2 separate regions of the Homo sapiens genome follow, and region 1 is linked to region 2. A link is a loop called in an ENCODE intact Hi-C map of the cell type or tissue named here. Cell type or tissue: PC-9. All regions are shown on one strand. Each heading gives the region's core, and the rest is flanking DNA. Links, peaks and the distances in the headings are about the cores only.

What was found. A loop is a pair of places that touch in the nucleus more often than their neighbours do. Peaks named below come from ENCODE experiments on the same cell type or tissue, not always from the same donor. Only the 100,000 strongest peaks of a DNase experiment are listed, where the experiment ranks them.
Region 1: a loop joins it to region 2, with 3 times the contacts of the local background. A loop is called at or near these places in 1 of 110 quality-filtered maps.

The regions. Positions count from the first base shown.
Region 1 is chr3:41,701,803-41,717,855 of GRCh38, reverse strand. ULK4 (unc-51 like kinase 4) reads left to right here. Exons shown (of 37, transcript NM_017886.4): 23 at 1-128; 24 at 2,288-2,409; 25 at 2,563-2,619; 26 at 12,551-12,602; 27 at 12,705-12,799. Among named protein-coding and RNA genes, the nearest start is that of ULK4, 250 kb to the left of the region's middle. RefSeq lists an enhancer at 6,230-6,839. In PC-9, for the core only: no CTCF peak of the experiment used is centred there; a DNase peak (open chromatin) is centred at 6,705; H3K27ac peaks cover 1,039 bases.
Region 2 is chr3:41,580,134-41,596,186 of GRCh38, reverse strand. The region is part of intron 31 of ULK4 (unc-51 like kinase 4); the gene reads left to right. Among named protein-coding and RNA genes, the nearest start is that of ULK4, 370 kb to the left of the region's middle. In PC-9, for the core only: no CTCF peak of the experiment used is centred there; no DNase peak of the experiment used is centred there.

The DNA of each region.
Region 1 (16,053 bases), core at 3,289-11,288, 120 kb before region 2:
GATGTACATCGAGAGAGACAGCAGAAAGACCACTCCAGGCAAGGAGCAGCAAAGTGGCAATGAATACCTGTCCAAATGCCTGGATCTTCTCATCTGTCACATTGTGCAGGAGCTGCCACGAATCCTGGGTAAATTGGAGTCTCATCCTCAGGCCCCATTTCTGCTTTTACGTTTCTAAGACTTGGCTTTTAGGCATCAGTTCTTTTTTATTCTTACTTGTCTGTTCTTGAAGGCAAATGCAGACACTTTTTAACGAATATGTAGTTTCAAGATTTAAATTTGCTTTATCTGTTTTTGTAATTATTTTGCATCAATGACATGATGAGGCATGATGAGACAATGCCACATTAAGGTGTGATCCGAGGTAAACTGGCCATTTTAGAAAATATACAAAAGAAAAGCGGTTTAATTGCTTAAAATTGGACTTATGCTAGTATTTGGGGGTAACTTTTCGTAAGTTTTTTTTTGCCTAAATCAGAAGAAAAGAATTTTCTCTTGAAATTAGAGCACAAATTTATTTATTGTTAAAAAAACTTTGAATAGATTTTATTTATTTTTTTTCCCTTGCTGAAACAAGATTTTCTTTTATTTATACAAATGTATTGGGTATATGAGAAATTTTGTTATATGTATAAAATGCATAGTGATCAAGCCAGGGTATTTAGGGTGTCCGTCACCCACCTATAATACATTTTTGTTAACTATAATCACCCTGCTCTGCTATCAAACACTGAATTTATTTCTTCTATTTTACTGTATGTTCATACCCTTTGACCCACTTTTTTTCCTCATCCCTCCACATCCATTCACCCTTCTCAGCCTTTGTTATCTGTCTTTCCATTTTCTACTGCCATATAATCATTTTTTAACTCCCACAATAAATGAGAATAAAAATGCATGGATTTTAATTTTGAATATTAAAATGTGATATTAAGGAATTTTGATATTCATTTAAAGTTCAAAGTTTGAAACTTTCTTTGGTTTGAAAAATTTATCTTAAGATAAAACATCTAATAATGATTTGCAAAGGATGTTTATTACAGCTAAAGAAATACCTTATTTCATTGTTATTTGCAGAAATTAAAATAACCTTGGGAGCATGTATGTGTAGCTTAAATCCCATTCCATGCTTTTCCAGCAGATGTAGCTATAAACCAGAAATGTTTAGAATGTTAAATTTGATCCAAGCTATTATAGTAGAGGGTACTTAGTTTCAGGAATTCAGAACATTAAATCAAAGTAATGAAAATGTCTTCAAGGCTAACTGACAGCAACTTTTTTGCCCCTTACTGATGCTTTAGGAGATTATTTTTGCCTGTTGATGACTGAAAATAGAGCCTCTCAAAATTTATTTCGGATTGTAAGCTTTTTTACCTCAAACCTGAAGGCTATAATTTGGTCAGTTGGTAGCTAAATTCTTTATTACCGGACTTATCCTGTTTTAGGGTATGGCGATAAGATTCTGATGTCCACAAAGCAAGTTTTATTTATTGTTAGATTTATCATCCAATGAGAAGTTTTGGGAATTGACCTCTTTTTACCTCCAACCTATTCTCTTTTTTTTGATAGTTGTAAGTCGTGTTCTGTAATTCGTTCACTTATTATTATTATTATTATTATTATTATTATTATTATTATTTTGTGAGACAGAGTCTTGCTCTGTCGCCCAGGCTGGAGTGCAGTGGCACTATCTCAGCTCACTGCAACCTTCACCTCCCAGATTCAAGTGATTCTCCTGCCTCAGCCTCCCAAGTAGCTGGGACTACAGGCGCACACCATCATGCCCAGGCTAATTTTTGTGTTTTTATTAGAGATGGGGTTTCACTATTTTGGCCAGGATGGTCTCGATCTCCTGACCTCGTGATCTGCCCACCTCGGCCTCCCAAAGTGCTAGGATTACAGGCATGAGCCACTGCGCCTGGCCCATTTATTATTTTAAATATTTTTTCTTGTTTGCAAAAGCAACAAGTGCTCATGATTGAAATTTGGAAAATACAAAAAAAAAATTCTAAAGCTATTACTCTATTATAATAATTTATTAAATTTTATTTTTCATTTCCAAATGAGACGTTAAGTTTATTTATAGTGTCTTTGCAGAATATCACATTCTGTCCCCGGAGGCCATAAGTGTCTGTTGTAATTTCAGTACTTGTGAATAAGTATATCTGCTTATTTTATTTGGAGATTAATTACCTTAGAAGTCCCATGGGTATTCAAGCAATGACCAGTGGCTCCTAAGTATTTGTGGTTTTTAACCTCCACATATGCTCTGGGCTGTGCTTCACAGGTGACATTCTTAACTCCTTGGCTAATGTTTCTGGACGTAAACACCCATCAACAGTTCAAGTGAAACAGCTGAAGTTGTGTCTCCCCCTGATGCCTGTAGTGCTTCACCTCGTAACTTCACAGGTACTATTGTATTGAGGAGGAAAAGGATATAAATTTGCCTCTTCTCTTTGTAAACTGGAGCTGAGAATCCTCAACTCAAAACATTTTTTTTTTATTGAGCTAACGTTGTACATAGCTTCCAGAATTTAATCTGTAGAAACTCTCATCACACAGGTATTTCGACCTCAAGTTGTGACAGAAGAGTTTCTTTTCAGCTATGGAACTATTCTTGTGAGTAACACGAAATTTTCCTTGTTTCTAATAAAATTGTGACTTCCTCTACTGTTTGTAGAATTTGATGTCAGAATGAGGTAATTTAAAAATCCTGTTGGTATTTATTTGTCTCTAGGGAAGTGACCTTTTAATATTTTTATCTGTTGACTGTAATAAAATTTGACATTTGGAGAAAACACATTCTCTCCTGATAATGTATTTTGTTCAGAGACAGCCCAAATAGGGTAAATATGTCCACAGAAACACTTTCATAGATTTTGGTATTAAACATCATGAAAAAATATAATAAAACTGGTGAAAATGGAATGCTGGGAATATAGTATCATTATTATTTACTTCGGCTTATATTGTCCAATCATGTGCAGTTTCTTTTTTTTTTTTAAAGACAGAGTCTCGCTCTGTTGCCCAGGCTGGAGTGCAGTGGTGCGATCTTGGCTCACTGCAACCTCCGCCTCCTGGGTTCAAGCGATTCTCCTGACCCAGCCCCCACAGTGTCTCTTCTTATGATGGCATTTCTCTATGTTAAGCTCAGTTTAGCTTTTTCTTTAATTTTGAGGATACAAGTAGAAATGAAAAGTTATTGCATTATCTTTCACTTCTGTTTTTGCTCACAAAAATTCTTTTTGTTTAGCTCATGAATTATGTTATCTTTTTCCCTTGCTAGTAGTAGTTACAGTATATATGGTTGATAAAATGAGGAGGGAAATACAGAGGGAAAGCTAAAACATTTGTCACAGAGCTTCTCCAGTCTTACTTTGATATTAATAATAAACTGAACAGAGATTTTCAAAATGCCATAGAGGTAACTAGTTAAAATGAGGTCAGCATCTCAATTTTATTGTTAGTTTGGAATTTTTTTAAAAAAAGATTGCCACAACAAGTGAGGATATGGTTTTCTAGAAAGTTCATCATAGGGTGAAGTATGATGTTTATAAGTATAAATGTTGAGTGACTGTTGCTGATTTTTAGGAAGCAATGCAGTAAAGGTCCCTTTGTGCTCAATTTCAGATTTTTATCATTTGAGTACTTTGAATCTTGAATTCCAGAAAGTCTATAATTTTGGTACCACATTTATGAATTTGCAAATTATGAGAATTTTTATTTACCACCATCTTTTTACCTGTTTTTAAGTACAGCATAGGCATCATTTTAACATGACTATGATTTTTCTATTTACAATTCCATTGCGTTGGCATATTGATGCCTGAAATTAGTAATTTTTTTATGGTAACCCACCTTGGATTATTTTGGCACAGTGTTTGTTTGGGATAGGTATAATTGTCTTGTGTTCTTTCTCCCTGTCTTTTTTTTTCATGTGTAGTATTTTCTTCTGCCTACATTAACTGAGTATGCTTTAGGTTTTTAAAGAATTACCAAGATTTTCCAACAGAAAAGTCTTTTTGGACTTTCAGAAATTCTATGTATATTGGGGAGAACTCGTCTGCTCCTTGTAATTCTGTGTTCAGAGACAAGGGAGGAGGCCACACTGAGTGTGTCCATAAAGACTTTTCTATGGGTATTCTGTTGGGTCTTTTCAATATAGGCACCTTTAGGAAATGGAAAATAACTTGGCTGGTGTAGAGATCATTAAGATACTGAAAAAATTTTAGCAGTTTTTTTCTTGATGGTATCACCCAATTAGAGGAAGTTTAGGGAAATAAAATGAAAGTCTTTTGCCTCTCTTCAGTCTATTTTCGTAGTTTGAATCATGCCCAGTCCCAGAATTCTTGAATTATTTTTCTTATTGTGTTTGTTTGTTGGCCTTAACTGTGTGTTCACCTTTTGTATACTCAGTGTTAATGGCACTGATGAAATACTAGCAAAGGGAGAGAATTATTGACTAAAATTCAGGACCTGGATTTAGTTATCCATACAGTTCTTGTGCACATTATTGTGAATTGTTGAGAGTTGAATGTTGCTTCTATGAATTCATAATTTTTCCAGAAGATAGCAAAAATGTTACTCAAGTTACAGTGCCTTACTGCTGCTATGAGGTCTAGTCTACTCATCCAACATTCTACAGACCCTTAGAAATGTACATTGCAAATTAGCATATTAAAGCCCTTTGAGTTTTCTGCTTTAAAATAATTTTTAATTTTTTTTTAGGCAAAGGCTTCCTAAACTATTTGAGAGGGCTTTTTTTTTTCTTTTTTTTGGTGGTAGTGGTGGGGATGCATAGTTATGAACGTTCTGTAGCCCAATCCACAGAACAATTATGTGAAATTGTCCGGAGCATAGTGCTTATTTGGTTCTGGTGACATAGGGAAGTAGTCCATTCATATTTACATACTTAGCATTGTGGATTTTTTTTTTTGCTTGTTTTTTTGCTTTTTTTCTTTTTTCGAGACAGGGTCTTGCTCTGTCACCCAGGCTGGAGTGCAGTGGCACAATCAGGCTCACTGCAACCTCCGCCTCCCAGGCGCAAGCAATCCTACCTCCTCAGCCTCAGATGTAGCTGGAACTATAGGTGTGTGCCACCATGCCTGGCTAATTTTTAAAAATTTTTCGAAGAGATGAGGTTTCACCATCTTTCCTGAGCTGGTCTTGAACTCCTGGACTCAAGTAATCCACCCACCTTGGCCTCCCAAAGTGCTGGGATTATAGGCATGAGCCACCTCTCCCAGCATTGTGTTTTGAAAGACTTACTGGTACATCTGGAGATAAATATTATTTTCAGTATTTCTCAAAATGTATCTCATGCAGTAGCTATTGTCTTATGGCAGGCATATTGTCCTTTCATATTTTAAAGATATGATTTAATTGGGATATTCAAGCTTAGTCCACTTTTAGAAGCTGTATCCAGTAGCAGCAAGCCAAGAACTTCTTGGCTTCCCCTGAGGCAGCTCTTCATGAGCTGCTGGCCTGCCTTGGGGTGGGTGTGGAGATAGCAGCCAGGGTTAGTGTGATCTCTGTGCATTAGAAGGGTTCTTAAGGAGCAGACTGGAGAAGCGGGGATTGGAACTGTGCTTCCCATTGACTTCATTTTTATAATGGCACTAGGGCATGGTTTGCCTATTTGACCTACAGACATTTTTTGTTTTTTTGGTACAAAAATTCAGGATACTTCTTATATATGGAGGCATAAATACAAGAATTAATTTTTTGTAAATTTTTTTCCCCCAAGGAAAATGAAGTTTTGGTCACCTTATATTTTAAAGAGACTAGCATTTGGAAACAATTCAGCAGAGTAATTTTAAACCATTATCAAGCTTTGAAACACTCCTGGAAAAAGAGGACTACCCAGCTGATAATTGCTATTTTCACTTCTTATTGGCAGAAGCAGCCTGTTGTCTTACTCAGCTCCCTCTCCAGGTTTCAGCAGTCTAGTCTCTGGGGAAGTTCTGTGGTGAATACCATGCTTCTTTTGGTCCTCCATTGAATTGGGCTGGGAAACAGGAAGTAGTAAATTAAGGAAATATTTTCAAGAGCTCATGATGTGTATTAACCTAACATTCACTATATTTCCTATGTCCTTTTGAAAATGCATTTGATTAATGATCAGAGGAAGCAGACTTTGTTGTGTTTAAGTTCTGGCCTCATTAGTTTATGAAAGTATGATGGCTTGTGGTGGTTATAGTTTTCTACAAAAAATAACTATGAAAGGTTATACTTCCTGCCCTCTGTAGATTTTTATGTACAGGAATGCTGGTTTATTGATAGATATTGGCTTCAGCTGCAGAAAAGCCAGAGCTAGTGCACTCTTGTATTTTTGAAAACATGATAGTATATATTTACTTATTTGTTGCCACCTAGATATTCTTGTCTTTTTTCCTTTAACATATCATGAATTTGTATCCCAGTTTGCTGTAGGAGCTTTTTTTCAGCCCCTGTTGGGGATCACTGAATGATATTGAGAGCGCTGGCACACACTGCTTCACACCCCCTAGCCAGCAGACCTAGCTCAGGGTGGGTGGTCTTTTTTGCTCCCCTGCTGAAACTCCCATCTTTGAAGTTTGCACCATGAGAAGATATTGTGTCACCCCCTGTGTTGTGGTCATCTGCAGATTTCTGGGTCATTGGCCTTTGTTCCTCAGCATTCCTTTAGCACTTGGCTCACCAAGAGCCTCTCCTTGCCTCTCTTGCATCATTGGTGGGGAATTTGATATCCCTCTGAAGGATCCTTCCAGTGCCTCAGCCTTGCAGCTCCCTGGCTGCTTCTCTCCCCAAGAGCTTGTCTGTCTTCCCATCAGCTGCCTGCTCCCATGGTCAAACACTTGACCTTACTGTCAGCATCCGCTTGTCGGCCCACCACCCCTGATTTTCAGCTCATTTCCTCTCCTCCCCAACTCCCACAACCCTTCAGCTCCTGTGAGACTTAATTGTTCCTACCTGCTTTCTGCTCACCATCCTGCCCTGCCAGGGCTCTGCTTTTTCACTTTCTCTTTACTCCACCTAGAATGCCTGGTCCAGCATTAGTCACAATCTTTTTTTTTTTTTTTTTGAGACAAGAGTCTCCCTGTGTCTCCCAGGCTTGTGCAGCGGAGCGATCTCGGCTCACTGCAACCTCTGTTTCGTGGGTTCCAGCAATTCTCATTCCTCAGCCTCCCAAGTAGCTGGGATTACAGGCGTGTGCCACCACTCATGGCTAATTTTTGTAGTTTTTGTAGAGATGGGGTTTCACCATGTTGGCCATGCTGGTCTCAAACTCCTGACCTCAAGTGATCCGCCTGCCTCAGCCTCCCAAAGTGCTGGGATTATAGGCATGAGCCACCACGTCCGGTTCTCTGACAAATCTTAATGCTAGTTAAATTTAAGTCTCCACCTACCCTAGCCCTGCTTTGAGTGGCTAAATATGGCTGGGGGCAGGGGAGGGGGAAACAGTGCAAATGACAGGTCTCTCTTAAAATTCACATCAGCCAATGACTATATGTTCCTTTCTCCTTGAATCTCCAATGCCTACTACCCCGTCCTCACTCTCACCTCATTACTCCCTATTACACTGAGAATGAGAAGGAAGAAATATATCAAAAAATATTGAAATTGGTAAATGAATGAAAAATTTGTGGGAATTTTTAAAAAATTAAATAGGGGAAGTATAAGGTAGGAAATAAAATAAGCCCATAATTCTTCATAATAAATAATTAATAATAATTTCAGCATTTAGACAAGCTTTATTTATATATATATATGTGAAAAAGACAGTACATGTGAGTGGTTAAAAAGTCGCAAGGGAAGAGAAAGGCAGAAAAGGCAGTGAAGCATACCTCCTCAGGTTCCCAAAGGAAGCAGTGCTTGTCCTTTCCTGTGATCTCTTCCACAAAAATTATTGTTCACATCACCAGCATTTGTGTATTATGTGTATATTTTTAAGAGAATTACACAGAAGGGATTGTTGTTACGTACACTACTCTGTGTCTTCTTTACTTAGTAATCCGTAGACATTTACGTACATGTGTTTAAGTCAAAAGATCTCTCTCTCTGAGTTTCTTATTCAACATCAAATTTATATTTTATTCGATAAAAGTTATGTGTCCATTTTGGAATTATGTGAAATAATTTTAATAAAATTATCATGAAAAGCATACATTGCTGCTTTTAAAAATTAACTCGGCCAGGCATGGTGGCTCACGCCTGTAATTCCAGCACTTTGGGAGTCCGAGGCAGGCAGATTATGAGGTCAGGAGATTGAGACCATCCTGGCCAACATGGTGAAACCCCATCTCTACTAAAAGTACAAAAATTAACTGGGCGTGGTGGCGCGCGCCTGTAGTCCCAGCTACTTGGAAGGCTGAGGCAAGCAAATCTCTTGAACCCGGGAGGCGGAGGTTGCAGTGAACCGAGATCATGCCAGTGCACTCCAGCCTGGTGACAGAGCGAGACTCTGTCTCAAAAAACAAAACAAAACCAAACAAACTCCATTTTAAAGTCCATTTTGTTTATTTGTAGACCAAAAAAGAATTGAAGATGTCCTCTGTTTTCACTTTTTAAAGGGCTTGCATTTTATAGGCTTTCTGATTTTCTTTATAACCTAGACAATAAATGTCTTTAAGTTTTTTTTTCTTATTTTAAAGGTAATTTATGCTTATTTATTTAAATTATAATTCATGCTTATTAAAGAAAATGTGGAAAAGTGTAGTGAAATTTGAAGAAAATAAAATTATCTGTAACTCTACACTAGGAGACAACCATTGTTAACATATTGTTGTTTTCTTACGTTTTCCATTCATATAGATGCATTTGTATTGTAGAAACAATTGTTTATGTATCTATAACATGTATGTGACATACACAAATAAATATGGTTGAGACCTTCTGTATCCATAGATTTGTATTCTACCTTTAAAAAACATAGGTTGCATTTAAGTATTTTCCTATAACTTTAAAACATTCTTTTTAAAAACATTTTAAAATTTAATTTTAAATTGATGAATAAGAATTGTATACATTTATTGTGTACAACAGATTGTTTTGAAATATGTGTACATTGTGGAATGGCTAAATTGAGCTAATAAACATATCTGTTACTTCACATATTTGTTTTTGTGGTGAGAAAACTTGAAATCTATTACCAATTTTCAGGACTACATCTTTATTAACTATACTCACCTACTGCAACCTCTGTTTCGTGGGTTCCAGCAATTCTCATTCCTCAGCCTCCCAAGTAGCTGGGATTATAGGCGTGTAATCCCAGATCTTTACTTTAGATCTCTTGATACCTTATTCCCTCTATATAATCAAAATTTTGTGTCCTTTGACCAATGTCTTTCCCCTACCCCCAGTCCCTGGTAACTGCCATCTCTTCTCTACTTCTGAGTTCAACTTTTTTAGTTCCCACCTGTAAGTGAGACCACATGATATTTGTCTTTCTGTGCCTGGCTCCTTTCACTTACATAATGTTCTCTAGGTTTATCCATGTTGCCACAAATGACAGGATTTCCTTTTTAAAACAATTCCATCGTGTATATTTGCCACATTTAAAAAATCCGTTCATCTGTTGATGGACAGTTGAGTTGATTCTATATCTTGACTATTGTGAAGAAAGCTGCAGTGAACATGGGAGTGCAGATATTTCTTCAACATACTGATTTAATTTCCTTTGGAAATATATATATATATGTATATGTATTTATTTCAGTAGTTGGATTGCTTAATCATATGGTACTTATATTTTTAATTTTTTTGAAGAATTTTCATAGTATTTTTCATAATGGCTGTACTAGTTTACATTCCCACCGACAGTGTGCAAGAGTTCCCTTTTCTATACATCCTCACTGGTCCTTGTTATCTTTTATCTTTTTGATAATAGCCATTCTTATGGATGTGAAGTGATATCTCATTATAGTTTTAATTTTCCTTTCCCTGGTTAGTGATGTTGAGCATTTTTTCATATACCTATTGACCATTTGTATATCTTCTTTCGAGTAATGTCTATTCAATCCTTTGACTTTTTTTTTTTTCTTTTTTTGGAGACAAGGTCTTGCCCTGTCACCCAGGCTGGAGTGCAGGGATACCGTCATAGCCCACTGCAGCCTTGATCTCCTGGGCCCGAGTGATCCTCCACCTCAGCCTCTGAGTAGCTAAGGCTACAGGTGCATGCCACCATGCTTGGCTAATTTTTTATTTTTCTGCGGAGACAGTCTTGCTATGTTGCCCAAGCTGGTCTCAAACTCCTGGCCTCAGATTATCCTCCTGATTTGGCCTCTCACAGTGCTGGGATTGTAGGTGTGAGCCACTTCACCTGGCCTGACCATTTGAAAACATTGGGTTATTTGCCTTCTTACTATTGAGTTGAGTTCTTTATATATTTTGCATATTCACCCCCTCATAGATATGTGGTTTACAAATATTTTTTTCCCATTCCGTAAGTTGTCTCTTCACTCTGTTGTTTCCTTCAGGGTGCAGAAGCTTTTTATGTTGATGTAATCCCATTTGTCTACTTTTGCTTTTGTTGCTTGTGTGTTTGGGTCCGATCTAAAAAAATTATTGCCCAGACCAATGTCATGGAGGTTTACCCCTTTGTTTTTCTCTAGTTGTTTTGCAATTTCAGGTCTTATGTTTTCTAGCATTTTAATGGTTACTCTTCTGTTTGTATGAACTATGTATAGCTTGGTATAATTTCAGTAAGATTCAAAAATACACAAACAATATACTATTTAGGGACACATGTATATGTGTTAAAACTATTTTAAGAAAACCAAGAAAATGATAAATACATGATAGTGGTTATCTCTGGAAGTGAGGTAGGCAGATGGGATGGGGGAGTTTATACAACCAATTGGAAATGTCTTAGTTCTTAACTTGAGTAGTGGGTTTAAGGGTTTTCTTTGTAACACAAAATACATACCTATGTTCTTTTGTATATGTTACATAGATTCTATTCTCTCTCTCTCTCTATATATATATACACACACACACACACACACACACACACACACACACACACATATTTTTTTTTTTTTTTTTTTTGAGACAGAGTCTCGCTCTGTCGGCCAGGCTGGACTGCAGTGGCATGATCTTGGCTCACTACAACCTCCGCTTCCTGGGCTCAAGCAATTCTCCTGCCTCAGCCTCCTGAGTAGCTGGGATTACAGGCGTGTGCCACCATGCCTGGCTAATTTTTGTATTTTTAATTGAGACGGGGTTTCACCGTGTTGGCCAGGCTGGTCTCGAACTCCTGACCTCAAGTAATCTGCCCGCCTTGGCCTCCCAAAGTGCTGGGATTACAGGTGTGAGCCACTGCGCTTGGCCTATGTTAGACCAATTTCTACTGTGGGCTAATCGCTTATACTTAGTTACTTTTTAGTTCCGAGGTCATCTTATGTTTTATTTGCTATTTGTTACCATATATAAAATAATATATGTTATTTTGTTTAATATATATTTAATTATATATATTTAATATATATAAATATATATATTAAATATATATATAAATATATATATATTATTTTGTTTATTAGTGGCAAGAACTCCGTTGCAGCGTTCTTGCTGTCAGTAACATGGGTGCTCTGCCTAGCATGGCAGTGATTGTTTCATTGTCATGGAGTACCTTTTCTGTCCAGAGCATTTGGCCAGAGACCAGGAAGCTCATTCATCTGGGGAGCTGAGGCCTCAGAGCTCACAGCCGAGCTACTAAGGCCTTCCTCTCAAACAGCAATGGGAGTCATCCGGCAAAGGAGGCACTAGCATGGTGCATGGGAGCGCAGATAAGGGGGTTGGAATAAGAGGTATCTAGGAGGAACTCAAAACAGTGGCGAAATTTGAAGACAGGCCTTGAGAGCGAAACTACTATCTTGACACAGTTTGTACTCAGGGTAGCTAAAGCTTGATTGACCTTCCTTTGAGATGACTGTTTTCCCTGGTTAGGTGCCATTCGAACTCTCTTCTGATATGGCGAGCAAGTAATTGTGGTGTATTATTGGACATGGTTATGTATCAGTTATATTATTCTCACTTTCGTAAATGCTTATGTTAACATTGACTTTATTCCAACATTAAATCTCATTGATAGTGATTTGTATATTTAAAAATGATTCTTTGGGAGGCCGAGGCAGGTGGACCACCTGAGGTCGGGAGTTTGAGACCAGCGTGACCAACATGAGAAACCCCATCTCTACTAAAAATACAAAATTAGCCAGGCGTGGTGGCACATGCCTGTAATCCCAGATACTCAGGAGGCTGAGGTGGGAGAATCACTTGAACCTGGAAGGCAGAGGTTTTGGTGAGCCGAGATCGGGCCACTGCACTCCAGCCTGGGCAACAAGAACAAAACGCTGTCTCAAAAAAAAAAAGAGATTATTGTTTAGACTTTATGTATATTATTTAATATACTTTTGTAACTATAATAATATAATATGTATAGAGTATTTAATACTGTCTATGAGTTATTAAAAACAATAGGTACAGTTTTGGGCAAAATGTAAACTACCTATATTTTATTTCAGAGTTACTTTGAAACTCTATTTATTAAAAATTTATTTTTTTTCAGAGTCATATTAAATCTGTAGACTCAGGAGAAACGAACATAGATGGAGCCATAGGTGAGTAGACCCTGGAACATTTTGTGTCTTTGTTTGAGGTACTTTGATATTATGATTTAGAACATGTAAATAAACACCTATAATAATTAACTGTATTTCTAGGACTGACAGCATCAGAAGAATTTATCAAGATCACATTGTCAGCTTTTGAAGCAATAATACAGTATCCTATTTTATTGAAAGACTATCGCTCCACGGTCAGTTCTGGCAGCTTTTGAAAAAAGCTCCTTTTAAATTTACTTGGTAATTCCTTATATAAAGAGGCCTCGTTTACAGTGCTTGGCTCATATGTGTTCCTCACATGAAATAACCATTCAGAACCCCCCTACCCTGGCAGGATGAACATAGGAAATCCCTTCCCTTTGTTGACTTTCTTGGCGTTTTTCTTTATTATTCTCTTTCCTTCCTGGTCCACACCTATCCCTCAGCCTACTTTCTTCTTGCCTGATTATTTGTTGCAACTGGTAGTACAAACCTTCAGTGCAAGGTTTCTCAACCTTGGCACTAAAGGCATTTTGGGATGGACAATTCTTTGTTATGGGGCTGTCCCGTGCATTCTGGGATGTTTAGCAGAAACCCTGACCTCTACTCAGTAGATGCTGGTAGCCCCACTCCGTCTCCCTTCAGTTATGACAACCAAAATTGTCTCTACACATTGACATATGTCCTCTGGGTGGCAAAATTGCTCCCATTTGGGAAACTGTGTCTTAGAAGGATCCTTAGGTGAGCTGCTTGTTGACTTTAGGAGAAGGAAATCCTCCGTCCCTTTCTTTCTGCAGAAAGGTCCCCAGAAGAGGAGCCAGTTAGGAAGACAATTAGCTTATGGTGCAAGGAGCAGTATCAGGTTTTGCCAGGCAGTGGCTTTCCCTAGAAGCTGCTGTGGAGCAGACACATGGTTCCATCCTTCCCTCCTTAACTTTCCCATCTCCCACCCCTGCCCCTCTCACTGAAGCACTGGCGATTTGGTATAGGGAGGAGGTGTTTCTTGTACCCCAGCTCATGCCTGTTTCCAGTGTTCTGTCCCATTTAGCATTTGACCCAAGCAATAGTGACTGCTTTTAGATAACAAATTATGTGGGCATCCACAGCATAACCCAGCAGAGAGTTTGATGTGAAAATGTTTTTCAAATTTCCAACAACTAACCCTAAAGGCAAAATTTTAGATAGCAGTCAATCATGAGTTGTGAATTGCCTGTAATAATGAATAAAAGTAATGAATTTAGAAATAAAAACTGTACTTAGATATTATGAAGTAAAGAAAAAGTTGATTTTGACACCTTCATGGTCACGTAGATACCATTGTAGAACTGAATTCTTCAGTTTGTTTCCTCACATATTTCTCTACCCTCTGCCCCCACCCTTCAAACACAGTTAACTTGTGTGTGTGTGTGTGTGTGTGTGTGTGTGTGTGTGTGTGTGCATGCGCATTAAATCCTTCACTTAAATACTATATTCTGTGGCTTCTGACATGTTGGAATTAGCTCAGTTCTACTTTGGGTTTTTTTTTAAGACAGATTTGGAAATTTGAATTTATAAAACATGGCTTAGAATGCCATTGTTTCATTTTGCTAATAGCTTCTGTTTCTTTGTTCTTTGATTGTTGTAATTATTTTTATTTCCTTTCTTTTTCTTTGGGTCTATTTTGTATTCCTTTTCTAACTTTTTGGGGTAAATATTTAGCTTGTTAATTTTTCATATTTCTTCTTTTCTAATTTATACATTTCAGATTAGGTTTAAATACTGCGTTAGCATCATCCCACAAGTTTTGGTATATATAGTTTTAATCTTCTGGTTAAAATATTTTATATTTTTCTTTATTGACTCATGGGTTATTAATATATATGTACTTAAATGTCATGGATACATTTATCTTTGTATATTGATTTCTAGTTTAACTGCTTTGAAGTTAGAGAATGTAGTCTGGATGATTTTAATATGTTGAAATTCATCAAGTCTTGGTTTATAGCCCATTATGAGGTCATTTTTTGTAGATATTCTGTATGTTTGAAAAAAAAATACATATTTTGCAGCTGTTCCGTGCAGTGTTCAATATATGTTCATCAAGTAATTTATTAGTTATCTTGTTCACATCTTGTCGTTGGCCCGGCATGGTGGATCACGCCTGTAATCCCAGCACTTTGGGAGGCTGAGGCGGGCAGATCACTTGAGGTCAGGAGTTCAAGACCATCCTGGCCAACATGGTGAAACCCCGTCTCTACTGAAAATACAAAAATTAGCTGGGCATGGTGGTGTGTGCCTGTAGTCCCAGCTACTCGGGAGGCTGGGGCAGGAGAGTCGCTTGAACCTGGGAGGCGGAGGTTGCAGTGAGCTGAGGTTGTGCTGCTGCACTCCAGGCTGGTGACAAAGCGAAACTCCATCTCAAAAAAAAAAAACAAAACCAAAAAAAAACAAACAAAAAAAACTTACTAATTTTGGCCTGCTTTTTCTATAAATTACTGAAAGAGATGTGTATAAATCTCCTATTACTATTATGAATTTATCTCTTCTTGTAGTTCTGACAATTTTTGTTTTATGTATTTTGAGGCCATGTTATTAGGTGTATGCAAATTTCAAATTATGTCATCTTATGAAATCAGCCTTGTATCATTGTGAAGTCGCCCTCTTTATATCTAGTAATGTTTTTTGCCTTACCCTCCTTTGTCCCATTCTAACATAATCATGCAAACTTTGTTTTGATTAATATTTGCCTGCTATATGTTTTTTCATTCTTTTCCTTCAGACATCTACTTTTATGTTTTAGATCTATGTAATAGAAACATCATATAGTGTTTTAAAATTAATTTGTCTGGGCCAGGCGGGATGACTCATGCCTGTAATCCCAGCACTTTGGGAGGCCGAGGCAGACAGATCACATGAGGTTGGGAGTTCAAGACCAGCCTGGCCAACATAGTGAAATCCCATCTCTACTAAAAATGCAAAAGTTAGCTGGATGTGGTGGCACTTGCCTGTAATCCCAGCTACTCTGGAGGCTGAGACAGGAGAATCGCTTGAATCTGGGAGGTGGAGGTTCAAGCCACTGTACTCCAGCCTGGGTGACAGAGCAAGACTCTATTTCAAAATAAATAAATAAATAAATACATACATACATACATAATTAAAAAATTAAAAAATTAATTTGGCCAGTTTTTTTACTTCTAACTATAGCATGTACTTCATTTACACACTGTAATTGTTGGTCTGTTTGGATTTCATTCTACTATATTCTTTCAAACATTGTCATACATTATTTTCTTCTTACCTACTTCCACTTTCTTGTTTTATTGACATTTTATTTTTCATTTTGTTTTTTCCCTATATAAGGTTGGTATTTATATATTTTCTTTCTATTCTTTTACTGGTTACTTTAAAATTTACATCATGCCTATTAATGTATTAAAAGCTAAACTTAAAAAGAAACTTTCTTTTCTTTTAGTAATATACAGACCTTAGC
Region 2 (16,053 bases), core at 4,016-12,015:
GACATGAAGTGTTCCATTCCAACACCAAACCTGTCAACATGCAGGCAAGTATACTCATACTCCCGTCTTTCTTTCTTGTCATCCCCCCGATGTAATGACTAGAGTATCCCTGCTTCTATCAAAGCCAAACCAAGTCATCTACTTGTTCCTGGGCCCATTTGTTCTTGCCTTTGTAAGGTCTTCTGCTGTTGTTAATTTCTCTGACTCTCTTTTTAGATCTCGTTAGGAAATACTAGGGATACTCTTTACCCCACATCCCTCTGCAGCTATTCCTTCATTTCTCTGATCAGTGTCACAGCTACATTTCTTGAAAGAATTGTCTTTGGCACTGTCTTTTCTTTGTCTTGTTATTCCCTCAGCTACTTAGTAGGTTTTTTGGTTTCTCTTCTTTACTGAGATTGCACTTTTTAATGTCACCAATGACTATCACATTGGCAAATCCCTTAATCACTCTCTGTTATTACTTCCTTGGCCTGAAAACAGTTCTTAATAAAATGACCACCCTCACTTGTTGAGACATTCTTCTGTGTTGGCTTCTGTGGCACTACACCCTCCAGTTTCCCTCCCACCTCCCTAGTACAACTTCTTGGTCTCCTTTGCTGACTCCTCAAGCTGCATCTGACCACGAAGGTTCAGAGGACCCCAAAGCTCTGTCTTGGAACACCTTTTCTTTTTTAACTACACACTTTGCATAAGTAAATCCATCTATGCTGATAGCTTCAAATATTCTTTTATTAGTAATTCTTCATTAGCCTTCTTTTCTAGGATTACTAGGTGCCTTTTACCCTGCTCAGTGCCCCGAGAGGCTGGCCAGCCAGCTATCTTACCTGGTCTCTGTAGCTTACTGGCTTCTAGTTGGGTTCTGCCAGAAGTTGACCGCGGCAGGATCAGTGGGCAGGAAGAGGAAGAGGTCAAGTCACTTCAGGCCCAAGGGGGTTACTGCCTGGTCTCTGGGTGCTTTACCACGCCTTGCAGGTCCTCTGAAGCTGGCCTGCACATCTGTAGAGCCCCTTGTTTAAATTATTTTCAGTTAAACCCTTTTGAGTGTGTCATCTGTTCTGATCAGTGTGCCATCTCTAATCTGAAAAAACTATCCTAAGTATTTTAAAAATATCTTAGACTTTATAGAGCCAAATCGATCTTTTGATCCTGCACTCATTGCCCTTCCTCTCACACACCAAAACTGCTTCTTCCACAGGTTTTTCCTGTCTCAGTGACATATATCTCTCCCTAGCCATATAATACAGTCTGGGATCGGCCTTTCTTCTCCTAAACATAGCTCGATTTGTCTCCTTTTCTCCATCTCCATTACTCTCACCGTAGTCCAAGCCACCATCCTGTTTCAGCTGCGCTGCTCTGGTGCCTGACTCATCTCCCTGCTTCTCCTTTCATCTCCCCTGCTGTTTGCGTTCCATTTAGCTAGATTTGCTAGATTTGATTTTCTTACAAATGGAAATTATATATTCCTCTTCAGCTTAAAACCTGCAGTGGCTTAACATCCAATTGAAAATCCAAATCTCTAACTGGGGCTATAAAGCACCACTTCTGTCCCTCGCATCTCTCTTCCACCCCATCTCATACCATTCACCCCTTCACCTGTATTCTTCAGCCACAGTGGCCTTCTTTTATTTTATTTTATTTTATTTTTAGAGATAGAGTCTCATTCTGTCATCCAGGCTGGACTTCAGTGGTGTGATCATAGCTCACTGCTGCCTTGAACTCCTGGGCTTGAGATCCTCCCACCTCAGCCTCCTAAGTAGCTGGAACTGTAGGCACGTGCCACCATGCCCAGCTAATTAAAAAAATGTTTTCATAGAGATGGAAGTCTCACTGTGTTGCTCAGGCTGGCCTCAAACTCCTGGCCTCAAGTAATCGTCCCATCTTGGCCTCCCAAAGTGCTGAGATTATAGACATGAGCTGCCGTGCCCAGCCCATAGTGCCCTTCCTGTTTCTTGTGTGTATAAGTAAGCAACTATGCATATTTTGATTTTCTGATGGTTTGCATGAATTTAAAATTATATGTTCTATGCCAGGAAATAACATCTAAGAAATAACTTATAAAATTTACTGCCTTTAAAAATAACTCTGCTTGCCCACCTGCCTTCCTTTCCCTTTCCCTCCCCTCTCTCTCTTTTCTCTCTTTCGACACAGTCTGGCTCTGTCACCCAGGCTGGAGTGCAGTGGTGCTCCCTCAGCTCACTGCAACCTCCGCCTCCCAGGCTCAATCCATCTTCCCACCTCAGCCCCCCTTCCCCCAACCCCGGTAGCTGGGACTACAGATACATGCCGTGATACCTGGCTAAGTTTTTTATATTTTTTGTAGAGACAGGGTTTCACCGTGTTGCCCAGGCTGGTCTGAGCTTCTGAGCTCAAGTGATCTGCCCACCTCAGCCCCCTCAAAGTTCTGGGATTACAGAAGTGAGCCACTGTGCCCAGCCAGGCTATTTTTCTTTTTACACGAGTGGTACATTTAGATCATCATTGTATAAAAACTAAAATATAAAGAAAAGCCTGAAGAAGAAAATGGAAATTAGCTATGACTCTGTGCCCAGAGATATGCATAGTTAGCATTTATTTTAATGTATATATTTCTGTGTATCTCTCTCTCTGTAGTTACTGATGTAAATATAACTATCAACTATAGACCGGTCATCTCTTTGTGTGGTTCCAGCATCCGTGAATTTCAGTTACCATGGTTTGGTTAAATAACTCCAGTTCCCCTGCAACATGGTTCAGATTTCAGTTACAGATTTCATTGTGTTTATATGTGTGTGTGTGTGTGCATGCATGTGTGTAGGGTATATGGTGAGTAACTGTACAATGTAGAAACTTGCCTGGTAGATCTTCAATCAACAAATCACTAAAGAGATGCGCATCATGATCAGTGACCTATCACATCACTTCTTTGAAAGTCTTTCAGTGATTTGTCACTTTGCATCAGCTCTTGTTTAGACAGCAAAGTGGGTAGTTGTGTTTTCTTGTCTCTCAGTGATAAACTCACATGACCTTTTACAAAAATGGATAGTTGAGAGACTGGCCAACAAAAATAAAAGTTCAGCAAAGAAACAAAATATGATAATACTGGAAATGAAATCTGAATTAAATATAAGGGGAGTTAGGGAAGAAATAGCTGATTGTGGTAATGGTGACCTGCTGCTTTCTAGAATTCCTAGCTATGCAGCCAGAGGAACTTGGTGAAGGTGAGCTTGTTGACATTAGTGAGGAAAGTGGTTGTGACAGAAAGCATGAGGATGTCCCAGAGGAAGTGACATCAGTTTAAAAAAAAATCGACATTAAGAGAACACACACAGATATTTCACAACATTGAAAGCACAAAGGATAAAATTTTAGGAGTATGGCAGTTCCCCAAGGCATAGATAAGATACTCACTTTGTATCATAAGTGATATGATAAAGAGAAGGTTAACACCATTTTAACTACTCTTCATAAGTGTTTTACAGATAAATAAAACACATTAATTCTCAATGTTTCTGTTTTAAATTACAGTGTACTAAAGTGTTAGGTTTGCTATTTTTTACTTCTCTATACATTTATAACTGATAAGAGTTTTTAATGTTTTGACAACAAATTTTATTTTTATTGTTATTTAAAAAAATTTTTTTATTTCCATAGGTTATTGAGGAACGGGTGGTGTTTGGTTACATGAGTAAGTTCTCAGGTGATCTGTGAGATTTTGGTGCACCCATCACCTGAGCAGTATACGCTGCACCCAATTTGTAGTCTTGTATCCCTCACCCCTTTCCCACCCTTTCTCCCTGTGGCCTTTTCCCAGTACCTTAGGCAGCCCGCCCGAGGACCCCTGTGAGGCAAGGCAGAAATGGTTTACCCAGGGGACCCAGAGAGCCCACAGGGCTTTTCCCGCTGCTTCCTCTACACCTGTATTTCACTCGGCTCTCTAAATTGACTCAGCTCTCTAAATTGACTCAGCTCCAGGTAAAAGTCAGAATCTTCTGTGATTTAGACCTTCAGGTTCCCCAGTGAGGGTGTGTGTTCAAGGGTGGATGATCCCCGTTTCCCACTTCTACAGTTTGGGCACTCATAGTATTTGGGGTGTCTCCCGGTTCCTGCAGGAGCAGTCCGCTTCCTTCAGTGGGTCTGTGGGTTCTCTCGGCTTTTCTGATATATTCCTGCAGTAGTTCTGGAACAAAAGTTCCGGATGCAAGACTCCACATGCTGTTCTGTCCATCCAACTGGGAGCTGCAGTCTATCCTGCCTGCCATCCGTCATGATCCTCCAGCATCCCTTGACAACAAATTTTAAAGATTATGGAGCAATTGTAATTTTTTATCTATTATTAGTGAGATGGCTTTGTACAGTTCAGCTGGTATGACCATTTTAATAGCTCACATGAACTGTGCAACGTGGGGGCTGCCTAAATAGAACAATTATCTTTATTCTTATGGCCAAATATTTACCACATAACACGTTTTACTTATACATATGTTGTGAATCTGATCATACGTTATTTTAACCTTATCCAGTTAAAGAAATTTAAATATAAAAATAAGTTAAAATATTTACTCATATTAACTGCCTTAGGAGACCTTCATTCCTTTGTCTAAATCCAGCTTGTCTAACCTGCGGCCCAGGACAGCTTTGAATGTGGCCCAACACAAATTCGTTAACTTTCTTAAAACATTATGAGATTTATGCATGGGCTTTTTTTTTTTTAAGCTCATCAGTTATCGGTAGTGTATTTTATTTGTGGCCCCAGACAATTCTTCTTCCAGTGTGGCCCAGGGAAGCCAAAAGATTGGACATCCCGTTTAGACTCTATTCAACTTTCATCTTTTAAAAAAAATTTGTCTGAAAAACTTTCCCTACCCTCCACTTCTTTTTTTTCCATGCAGAGATACTGGTAAAGAATTCTTTCCACTTTTGTTTGCTGAAAAAGTTTTTATTTCACCTTCATCTTTGAAAGATATATTCACTGATTACAATTTTTAGTTTGTTAATTTTTCTTTTAATACTTCAAAGTTGCTTTTCATTGTCTTCTGGCTTGCACAGTTACTAATAAGTCTGCTGTCATTTTTATACTTGTTCTTTTCTATGTAATATCTTTTTTTTCCCCTTTTAAGATTTTCCTCTCTTTTCTGATTGTCAGCAATCTGATTATGATTAGTCTTGGTGTGTGGAGGGTGTGTGTGTACATATGTGTGTTTGTGAATGTTTATCCATCTGTGGTTTATTAAGCTCTTGAATCTGTGGAATTATGATTTTCTTCAAATAAAAAATTCTTCAACCATCGTTTCTTCAAAAAGCTTTTTTTCCCCTTTCCTCTTAGCCTATTTTATCCTCAATTACATGTATGTTAGGCTGCTTGATATGATCCCATAAGACACTGAGCCTCTGTTTATTTCATTTTTCAGAGTTTTTTTTTTTTTCTTTCTGTACCTAGTTTTGGATATACTGTATTGCGAGGTCTTCAAGTTCACTGGCCTTTTTGTCTGTTGTGTCTAATTTGTTGGTAATCCAATCTAGTGAAATTGTTATTTAAGATGTATTTGTTTTTTTGTTTGTTTGTTTGTTTGAGACAGAGTCCCTCTCTGTTGCCCAGGCTGGAGTGCAGTGGCGTGATCTTGGCTCACTGCAGCCTCTGCCTCCCAGGTTCGAACAATTCTCCTGTCTCAGCCACCCAAGTTGCTGGAACTACAGGCGTACACCACCATGCCCGGCTAATTTTTTTTTTTTTTTTTTTTTTTTTGTATTTTTAGTAGAGACGGGGTTTTACCATATTGGTCAGGCTACTCTTGAACTCCTGGCCTCAGGTGATCCACCCGCCTCAGCCTCCCTAAGTGCTGGGATTACAGGTGTGAGCCACTGCACCAGGCCCTTCTTTTTTATTTTTAAAACTTGCATTTGGGGGCCGGGCGCGGTGGCTCATGCCTGTAATCCCAGCACTTTGGGAGGCCAAGGCAGGCGGATCATGAGGTCAGGAGAGCGAGACCATCCTGGCTAACAGGGTAAAACCCTGTCTCTACTAAAAATACAAAAAATTAGCTGGGCGTGGTGGCAGGCGCCTGTAGTCCCAGCTACTTGGGTGGCTGAGGCAGGAGAATGGCGTGAATCCGGGAGGCGGAGGTTACAGTGAGCCGAGATCGCGCCACTGTACTCCAGCCTGGGTGACAGAGAGAAACTCTGTCTTAAAAAAAAAACAAAAAAAACCTTGCATTTGGTTCTTTAAAACATCTCTTTATCTCATTCTATTCATTTTCCTCTGCACTCTTGAGCTTATTGTGTGTCTTTATAATAGAAATTTTAGCTTTTTTGTTTGAACTTGGACTATTTGTCATTTCTGGTCTTTATTTTTTTGACTGATTTTTCTTTTTATGAGTCCCATTCTTGCATTTCTTCTTTTGTGTAGCAATATTTCATTTCTGACATTGTATATTTTGCATTAAGTCTGTCATATCGATTTTTCTAAAGAGTGTTGGATTTTTTTCTGGTAGGCAATAAAGTTACTTTTAGATTATTTTAACTTTTTAGGGGTTTGCTTTAAAGCTTTTTTAAGGCATATTTAGAAGTGCCTTTATTTTAGGAGTAAGGCTGTTCTGTTTCTAAGGCATTGCCATTCTGAATTATTTTTACAAAAGGCACTATATATTCAACATGACCTCTGTGGTCTGGCTGGTGAGAACTCCAGTGATTCCCTGGCCTTCTGTGAGCTCTGGGAATTGTTTCTCTTACTCCTACCTAGTAACTCATTTCTTAGGATTTTTTTTTTTTTTTTTTTTTGGCCTGGCCTTTGTGGTGTTTTTTCCTGTGCATATGCAGATTGATTTCAAAAATCCACTGGAACCTTTGTACAGATTTCCCATGTTATTTTTCTCTGTGTAACTCTCTTCTCTCTGGAATTCTACCACCTCAAACTCTGTTTGCCTTCTCCTTAACTAATCTAGATTGCTGGACTCTGTATAGGTTCCCGCTCACTGTGTCTCTGTCTGAAAACTGCCTCATAGTAGAACACCTGGTCAGTGGTAGGTTCACCTCACTTATTTTTTTCTCTTTTAGAGATCATAGTCCTGTGCTAAGTTATTTTTTTTTTTAATATTTGTCTAATTTTCTAGTGTTTGACAGAGGTAGGGTAATTGCATATCCTCTTAATCCCTCATGGCTGGAAGGTGAAGTCCAAGAATATCCATTTTATGACATGTCTCATTCTCCTTCCAGAATGTTAATAACAAAAGGCAGGGACCATGTGGCTGAACATCAACAACACTAGCTGGCACTGGACACATACTGCTCAATGAGAACTTGCTAAATGGAAATAGCGATTGAGTCTTAGGACCATCTTAAAAAATATTGACCTCAGTACTTCATTGATTTTGTTTTCTTTATTACCATGGCTTAAAATATATGACTGTCATACCTAAATTTATTTAAATGACTGGATGCCCAATTTGTCAACTGTAACCTTAAGTTTTTGTGTTTTTAAAGTTCATATATCAACATAAATTATTATTATTTGTGTCTATTGGTATAAATCACATTATAAAATAAGCTTTATGCATTAGGGAATAAGGTCTTGTTATTAAAATGGGTCTGTGCACTTGTCCTGCTATTTGGTAGATGCAGAGGTTGTGTGATGTACAGCCAGGCTAGAATGGCTAGCAGACAGGAGACCTGGGCCTCTCTTGCCACTCTTTGGTTGCCTGTTCTTCTCAGATCCTCAGTTTGCCCATAGATAAAAGTTCAGAGTGGTAAACTCAGTCCCATAGTTTCTTTTAGCTTCAAACACCATGATTTTGTCATAATTTTTCTGTGAAAATTTGAAAATTCAAAGCATAATCGTTTTATCTTTGAATTGAATGTAATTTTGAAAAATCAAGTTATATAGGCAAGTTTGTATGCAAGTACATATTTTTAGGTTCCAAAAAGTATATATTAATTGCATTCTACAGAGGATCATGTATTAAATGAAATGTACTGTCAGTCAGATAATCTATGTATCTATGTTTCTCCTGCTTTTTGCTCCTTTCATTGTGGTGTTTTGTTTTGTTTTGTTTTCCCTCACCACCTGCTTCTTTTGTTTGCAGTTCTATTGTGGCACCTTTCACTGGCATCCTGAAGCCTGTCTGCTCAGATGTCCTTAAATCTGGCCAAAGCCTGATTTCAACAGCAATCTTGTGGATAAAAGAACTTCTAGTGTCTTTGTATAATTAGTGCTCCTGACTTAAGCTGTATTTAAACTAATTATTATTTTAATCTTTTGTTCATCATATATTGTCATCTGTTATAAAGAAAATAACAGAAGATCACTTTTCAATTGTCTTCAACTTAAAAACTGGAGGAAATTCTATTAAATGCTAAAAAATTATAAGTGCTAATTAACCGATATTTAAAAAAGATTTAATTTTAAAGCTTTTATCTGTGACATGAACAACACTTACAAGAGCATCGTGCTGTTTTCAGTTTTCAATTCATATAGTAATATTATTAAGCACTGGTATTGTGCTAGGTCATAGGTGCTAGGACTACCAAGATAAATAGTATTTAGCCTTTGCCTTCATGTGACTTTATCTAGTTACAATCAAGTAGATAAAGGCTACTGGGAATTGAGGGAACTAAGGTACCAAATGAATATTTCATAGCTTTTTTCTGATTACCTATAAGGTAATAGTTCTTTCTCAGTATTTCAAAGCTATATATCTACATGGAGTCAAATTCAACCTCAATGCATTTTATCAGTCTGGCAGTCAGAATTCTAATATGTCACCCAGGAGCTCTATCCCCACTACATGCCAAAAGGGAGTTTGCAGACTTAATTAAATTACTAATTAGTTGACCTTAAGATAGGGAGATTATGCAGGTGGGCCTAACCTCATGACATGAGCTTTTAAAAGAAAAGTAGTTTCTTCAGTTGGTTGCAGAATAGGAAATCAGAGATACTCAAAATATGAGAAGGAATGAATGCCAGAGAATTCTGTTTGGAATGGAAGGGTCCAGGGAGCAAGGACCTGAGAGTGGCTTTTAGGAGTTGATAGTGGTTTTCATCCAGCAGCCAGTAAGAGAACAGACACTTCAGTCTTACAACCACAATCAACTGAATTCTGTTAGCAATCTGGATGAGCTTAGAAGAGGATTCTTCCATGGAGCCTCTAAATAAGAGTGCTGCCTAGCTGACACTTTGATTTTAGTATTGTGAGACCCTACGTAGAGAACCCGTTGAGCCTGCCTTGAATTCTGACCTACAGAAACTAAGATAATAAATGGCTGGTGGTGGTGTGTTTTTTGCCCCTAAGTATTAATAATTTATTAATACTATCAAATATCCAGTCAATGTTCAAATTTTCAATGTCTTTTAAATGATTTTTTACAGTTAATTTGAATAAATTCACATTGATAGTACATCTTTTAAGTTCTTTTCATCTTTTCCTTCTTTTTCTTTCTTTCTGATATTGAAGAAACAAAAATAGTTTTTCCTGCAGTTCTTCCCACAGACTACATTCTCATATGTCATTTAACATATTCTGTGACCAATTTTTTTCTTAGTATCTTTCTATTGTGGCAAAAACCACATAACATTAAATTTACCATTTTAACAATTTTTAAATGTGAAGTTTATTAACATTAAGTATATTCACATTGTTATACAATGAATCTCTAGAACTTGTTTCATCTTGTAAAACTGAAACTATGTTTCCGTTAAACATTGTTTTCAACCCTCTTCCCTCCCTTAATCTCTTTGCAGTCACCTGTCTACTTTCTGTTTCTAGGATTTTGACTACTTTACACACTTTATGAAATGGAATCATACAGCATTTTTCCTTTTGTGACTGGCTTATTTCACTTAGCATAATGTCCTTGAGATTCATCCATGTTGTTGCAAATAACAACACTTCCTTCTTTTTTAAAGAGAATATTATTCCAATGTGCATATAGAACATATTTTCCCTAGCCATTCATTGATGGACACTCAAGTTGATTCCATATCTTAGCTACTGTGAGTAATGCAGCAGTGAACATGAATGGGCAATTCTCTCTTTGAGATCCTATTTTGAATTCTTTTGGATATATACCCAGAAGTGTGATTGCTAGATCAAATGAAAACTTTACTTTAAATGTTTTGAGTAACCTCCATACTGTTTTCCATAATGGTTACACCATTTTACATTCCCACTAACAGTGTACAGGGGTTCCAGTTTCTGCCCGTCCTCACCATTTGTGTTTTTTTTATAGTGGCCATCCTAATAGGTGTGAGCTGATATATCATTGCGGTTTTGATTTGCATTTCTCTTATAATTAGTGATGCTGAGCATCTTTTCATCTGCTTGTTGGCAATTTGTATTTCATCTTTAGAGAATTGTCTATTCAAGTCCTTGTCTATTTTTAATTTTGTTGTTGTTATTGAAATATAGGAGTTTTTTATACAATGTAGATAGTAACCCCTCATCAGAAGTACGATTTGCACAAATTTTCTCTCATTTCATAGGTTGTCTTTTCTCTCTGTTGATTGTTTGGTTTGATGAATGAAAGTTTTAAAATTTGATGTGGTCTCATTTATCTGCTTTTTATTTTGTTGCTTGTGCTTTTGGTGTCATATAACAGAAATCATTGCCAAATTCAATGTCCCAAAGCTTTCCTCTATGTTTTCTTCTAGAAGTTTTATCGTTTTAGAGCTTACATTTATGTCTTTAATCCATTTTGAGTTTATTTTTGTATATGGTATAAGGTAAAAGTTCAACTTCATTTGTTTGCATGTGGACATCCAGTTTCCCCCAGTGCCATTTGTTGAAAAGAGTATCTCATTTTCCCATTGTGTGAGCTTGGCAACTTGTCAAAGATTGGCCATATATGCGCAGGTTTATTTCTGGGCTCTCTGTTTCGTTCCATTGGTTTATATGTCTGTGTTTATGCCAGTACAGTACTGTCTTGATTACTGTTGTTTTGTAGTATGTTTTGAAATCAGTGAGTGTGAGAAAACTTGGAGAAGTTTGTACATCTTTTTCAAGATTTTTTGGCTTTTTTAGGTCTTTTGAGAATTCATATGAATTTTAGGATTTTTTTTTCTATTTCTACAAAAACATGCCATTGGAATTTTTATAGAGATTGCATTGAATCTGGTAGATCACTTTGAGTAGTGTGGACATTTGAGCAATATTACATCTTTTGATCTATGAACACAGGATATCTTCCCATTTCTTTGTATCTTTGATTTCTTGTATCTTTGATTTTGGCAGTGTTTTATAGTTTTTTGTGTACAAGTCTTTTGCCTCCTTGGTTAGGGTTATTTCTAAATATTTTATTCTTTTTGATGCTATTGTAAATGGAAATGTTTTCTTTACTTCTTCTTCAGATTGGTTGTTAGCTATTGTTACTTTTAATAAGTTCCCTGTGTGTACTTGAAGATTGTTCTTGGTTATTCTGTTTATATGAGTTAGAATTTGACATTATGTATATCTTGAGTATGTTGTTCAAATCTTATCTTTACTAATTTTTCTGCGTCATCTGTCTTAGATTGAGGGAAGTGAATAAAGTACCCTATTTTTAGTGTGTTTTTGCAAATTTCTTCCCACATCTCTTGTTTATGAAAGTTGTTGCTGTGTTATTTGGTATGTACATATTAATAGTTATTTCTTGGCCAGGCATGGTAGCTCATGTCTCTAATCCCAGCACTTTGGGAGATCAAGGAAGGAGGATCACTTCAGCCCAGGGGTTGAAGATCACTGGGCAATATAGTGAGACCTCATCTCTACTAATTAATTAATTAGCTGAGCATAGTGGCATGCACCTATGGTACCAGCTACTTGGGAGGCTGAGGCAGGGGGGTCACTTGAGCTTGGGAGGTGGAGGTTGCAGAGAGCTGAGCGCACACCACCGCACTCCAGCTTGGGTGACAGAGTGAGACTCTTTCTCAAAAGAAAAAAGTTATTATATCTTCACTAAATGTTATGATCCATAGTTCAGAATTGCTTCATTAATTTATCCTTTATATTATTTTTCTCTCTTTAGATCTTAATACAAAGTTAGAAGACAGGGATTGATTCATGTCTGGTCTTTGTATAATCTTCTCCCAATCTCTTCTCCCACTGATACCATTCTTTATAAATCAGAGGTTTTTCTCATTAAGTCCTCCAGTTTCTAATAGACTCAATCAAGATTTGGCCCAGAGAACCACTTAATTAGTGAATTGTGATTTCAGTTAGACTTCTAGCCTTCTCATCATGACACTTTTTGGAAGCAAATAGGTTTTGGAAAGAATCTTTAAAACACTGTCTGCATATATGACAGGTGCTTCTGTTCTCTGCAGAGACCAGAGCTGTAGCCATTTCTGTCTTCCTCTGCTCCATCCCACATTTGTGTACCTTTTGACAGATTGCATGATTGTTTACAATTCACCATGCCATACCCTAGGATCCACATCTAGATGGCTTTGCAAGAGCATCCTGTTAGAAGCAAATAGTCAAGCAGTTCTGGTCAATTATAACAAAGCACTCCAAACATGGTAAAAGTCCATCGAAGAGTGGGAGTGGAGGATGAGCATGAGGAGGCCATGGCCTGAGGAGGTGAGGTGACTGGGAGCATAGGACAGATCCATACCTGAGGTGTGCATGATTCTGGCTGCCCTTTTGAGAGGCTGGTATAGAAGGAGCTTCCTGGCCTAACATCATCTCCCTGGCAGGTAATATGTTACTGTTGAGTGAGACTATAATTATAGTATAATGCTTTCCTTACAAATATAAATATAAAACGAAGTATTCATCCCTCTGAATGGTTACTTCCTGATAGCAGAATGGGTAAAATTTTAGATGATCCATCTCTTATTAATCCCACAGAGATTCATAGTGGAAAATAAATGAGACTTATTTATGCTTGCAAATCAAATTGCCGTAAAAGGTTATTTCAATAGAGAGAGGCAAACTCATAATAAAATAATTTAGTAAAAATGGGAGCTAAGAGCATGTTTAATGGAACATGATTAGATTTAATTTTCTTACTATTTCCATCATTAAAGCTCCATTATCTTTTCTGAGACCTCATTTAGGCTTCCTGCCACACCGCAGCTCTGAGGCATTTCTGGGGAGCATATAGAAGCCTGTGAGTTCCATTAAAAAACAAAAATAGCTAATAGTACTCTGTTCTTTCATTTCTGCTGTTTGATATCAGTGTCTCACATTCAGAATTTCATATATTCCCTCTCCCACCCCATCTCTTGAAAGCCATAAATATCATTACCTAAGAGCTTTCACAAAAAAGAAGTTTGATTCTAAAGTTGAAAACAAAAGTAAGACTTATTGATGAATGTTTCTAAAGTGCAGAGGCTCAGAGGGTTCTTAAGAATGCATCTAGTTATCCCTTTGCCTTCAGGCATATCTACAACTAAATCATATTTGTAGACAATAATAGAATCAGTAATAGTACTAACCTTTTATGTTTTGTAGCACTTGAGAAATAGGAGTAGTTAAGAATCCACACACTTTAAAAACTTCCAGAAAATATTTCCCCTGGTTTATTGTAACTAGGGAGAGGGTGCTGGCCTTTCCAACCAGAGAGGTAGAGCCTAGTTATTTTGGTTCAGTTTGAAATCAATGCCCAGAAGCCAACAGGGCCGTGTGAAAGCAGAAAGCAAGGTGATGAAGGCCTCCTCAGAGATGAGTTGAAGAGCTCCAGGAAGCTGGCAGCATAGGCTCTATGGGGCTGACCATGAGGCTGACGTACCTCTGCTTCTGCTTGCTCTATGCAGACATAATATAGGTGATATCTCTGATTTATAATGACAGTGTATTTCTAGTTTGTTTTTAATCCCCCGAATTCAAAAGAAATTAATATCCTAGGTACTTATTAACCGAGTGTATTAGTCTGTTTTCACGTTGCTGATAAACACATACCCAAGACTGGGTAATTTATAAAGAAAAAGAGGTTTAATGGACTCACAGTTCCACATGGCTGGGGAAGTCTTACAATCATGGCAGAAGGCGAAAGACACATCTTACATAACAGCAGAGAAGGGAGAATCAGAGGACCAAACGAAAGCGGTTTCTCCTTACAAAACCTTCAGATCTTATGAGACATATTCACTACTATGAGAACAGTATGGGGAAATTACCCCCATGATTCAATTATCTCCCACTGGGTCCCTCCCAAAACACGTGGGAATTATGGGCACTACAATTCAAGATGAGATTTGGGTGGGGACACAGCTAAATCCTATCACCAAGATTAAGTGTTCATTGCAGAAGTTCTAGCCAGGTGCTCACAGTAATAAGCCTCAGTGTGCCTTTGTCACTTCCCATTTCACTCAACCGCAAGACCTTTGTCTCATCTCATCTGTGCAGCCACAGTCTTTGCTCCTCTCCAAGTTCATGACCTCTCCGAGTCTGCTGGTTCTTCTGGCCCAGATCATTTGCATCTCCTTCCTAATACCTCTCAGCTCACTCTAGCCTCTCTCCTGGTATGCCTTGATTAGCACATGGCACTGCTCCTTAGCCTGTTGCGTTTGTCTGACCTACCATGCCCTGGATGGGAAACTCCCAAATGGCTCATGTCTGGGTGTAGGTTTGGGACCAGTGTAAGGACCTGGGGTGGGCCTGGCCTAGCCTGCTGTTCATATAGATTGTCAAAGAAATGACATTCAATTGTGTGCAGTGGAGATTATTTTTTTTAACTTTTTTCAAAATAGTCTATTTTCTGTGATACAAGGATGTTAGCAGGGAAGACTATTCAAAATGATGAAAAACCAACAAATTGTTCACATATTATTTTGTAAAGGGTTTATTGGAGATCTATGTGTATATATGTTTGTGTTTTAAATGTATACAAGTTCTCATTAAAACCTCTTGTTATTTTTATGTTGGAGCTTAGCTATAATCCATTCATTGTGTCCAAATGGGTCCTCTGTTTTTTCCATTCTATATGGCAAAACCCTATGATTGAGAAGGTAAACGTACTCTCTGCCTGCCTCCCCACCCACCTACCCTGGCCAATATTTGTGTGATGAAGTTGGACTTTATGGTAACTTAGCTAGATTCTGGTATATAGGATTCCTTGGGGGAGTGAAGAAAGATAGGCTTCTGAGGATTTTTTTTTCTTGCTATATGTTACAATTTTATATTGTTCTTGGGTTGATTAGTGTATATTCTGGGAAAGGGTGAATGGGGGATGCCAGTCTTGTGCTAAAACTTGTATTTGAATGATCTTTGCCTTAATCCACAAATAAAACTGACATTGTGCAGAACTGTTTTGTTTGAATGTAGTCATAAAGCTTAGGAATTGTTAAAATTTGACATTATTTAACCTCTGATTCAAATATTCTCCCTGTGTGGTCTTTCCTGGGAGTAATTTGGAAAAATACAGCATTGGGTTTAGCATCAAAGAATGTTAGGGCAGAAAAGGGCCTTGGAGGTTAGCTTGAGTCTTCAGAAGATCACTTCTCTCCCGGCATCCTTGTGTGCATCTGGAGGCTGCAGTGCCCTTCCCTGCTGCTTGCTTCTGGGTCGGGCTCCCAGCTGTGCACCCGGATGAGGCAGCTGATGCACAGTGATGCAACTGGCTGCTCTAGTTGCTATAAGGACAGGGCTTGTCACTCGTATGGTTTTACACAACATGTTTCCATCTGCCTAAAGTTTTACCTCTTTTTCTGTCCTTAATGGATCTGGTGACAGTGATTTGGATGCCGTGGTTCAGAGTCGTTGCTGTTGGCATTTTTCTCTCTGGGGGTGTCCCTAGCCCTGATGTAGTAGAGCCTACATTGTGTTGAACCACAGAGTATGGGGAAATGAAACTATCCAAATTTCAATATATAGATGATTTCTTATGCCTCCCAAACAGGTTTTTTTAAAAAAAAAAAAATAAATAATTGGTTTAACTTGTTATTTGTGCCCTGAGAGATAAGATTCTAAGATTATCTAATAAGATTGGCTAATAATGATATCAGAATGGTGCAGAATGATGTATGGATGTTCCTGAAGCTCAGGGACGTCTCCTAAAGACCAGCACCCCCTCTGTGCTCAACCCCTATAAATACAAGCTCATGACAGCCGCTTGTCTGTTGTCATGCACAGCGGCAGAAGGATTCTGTACCAGCCAGTCAGC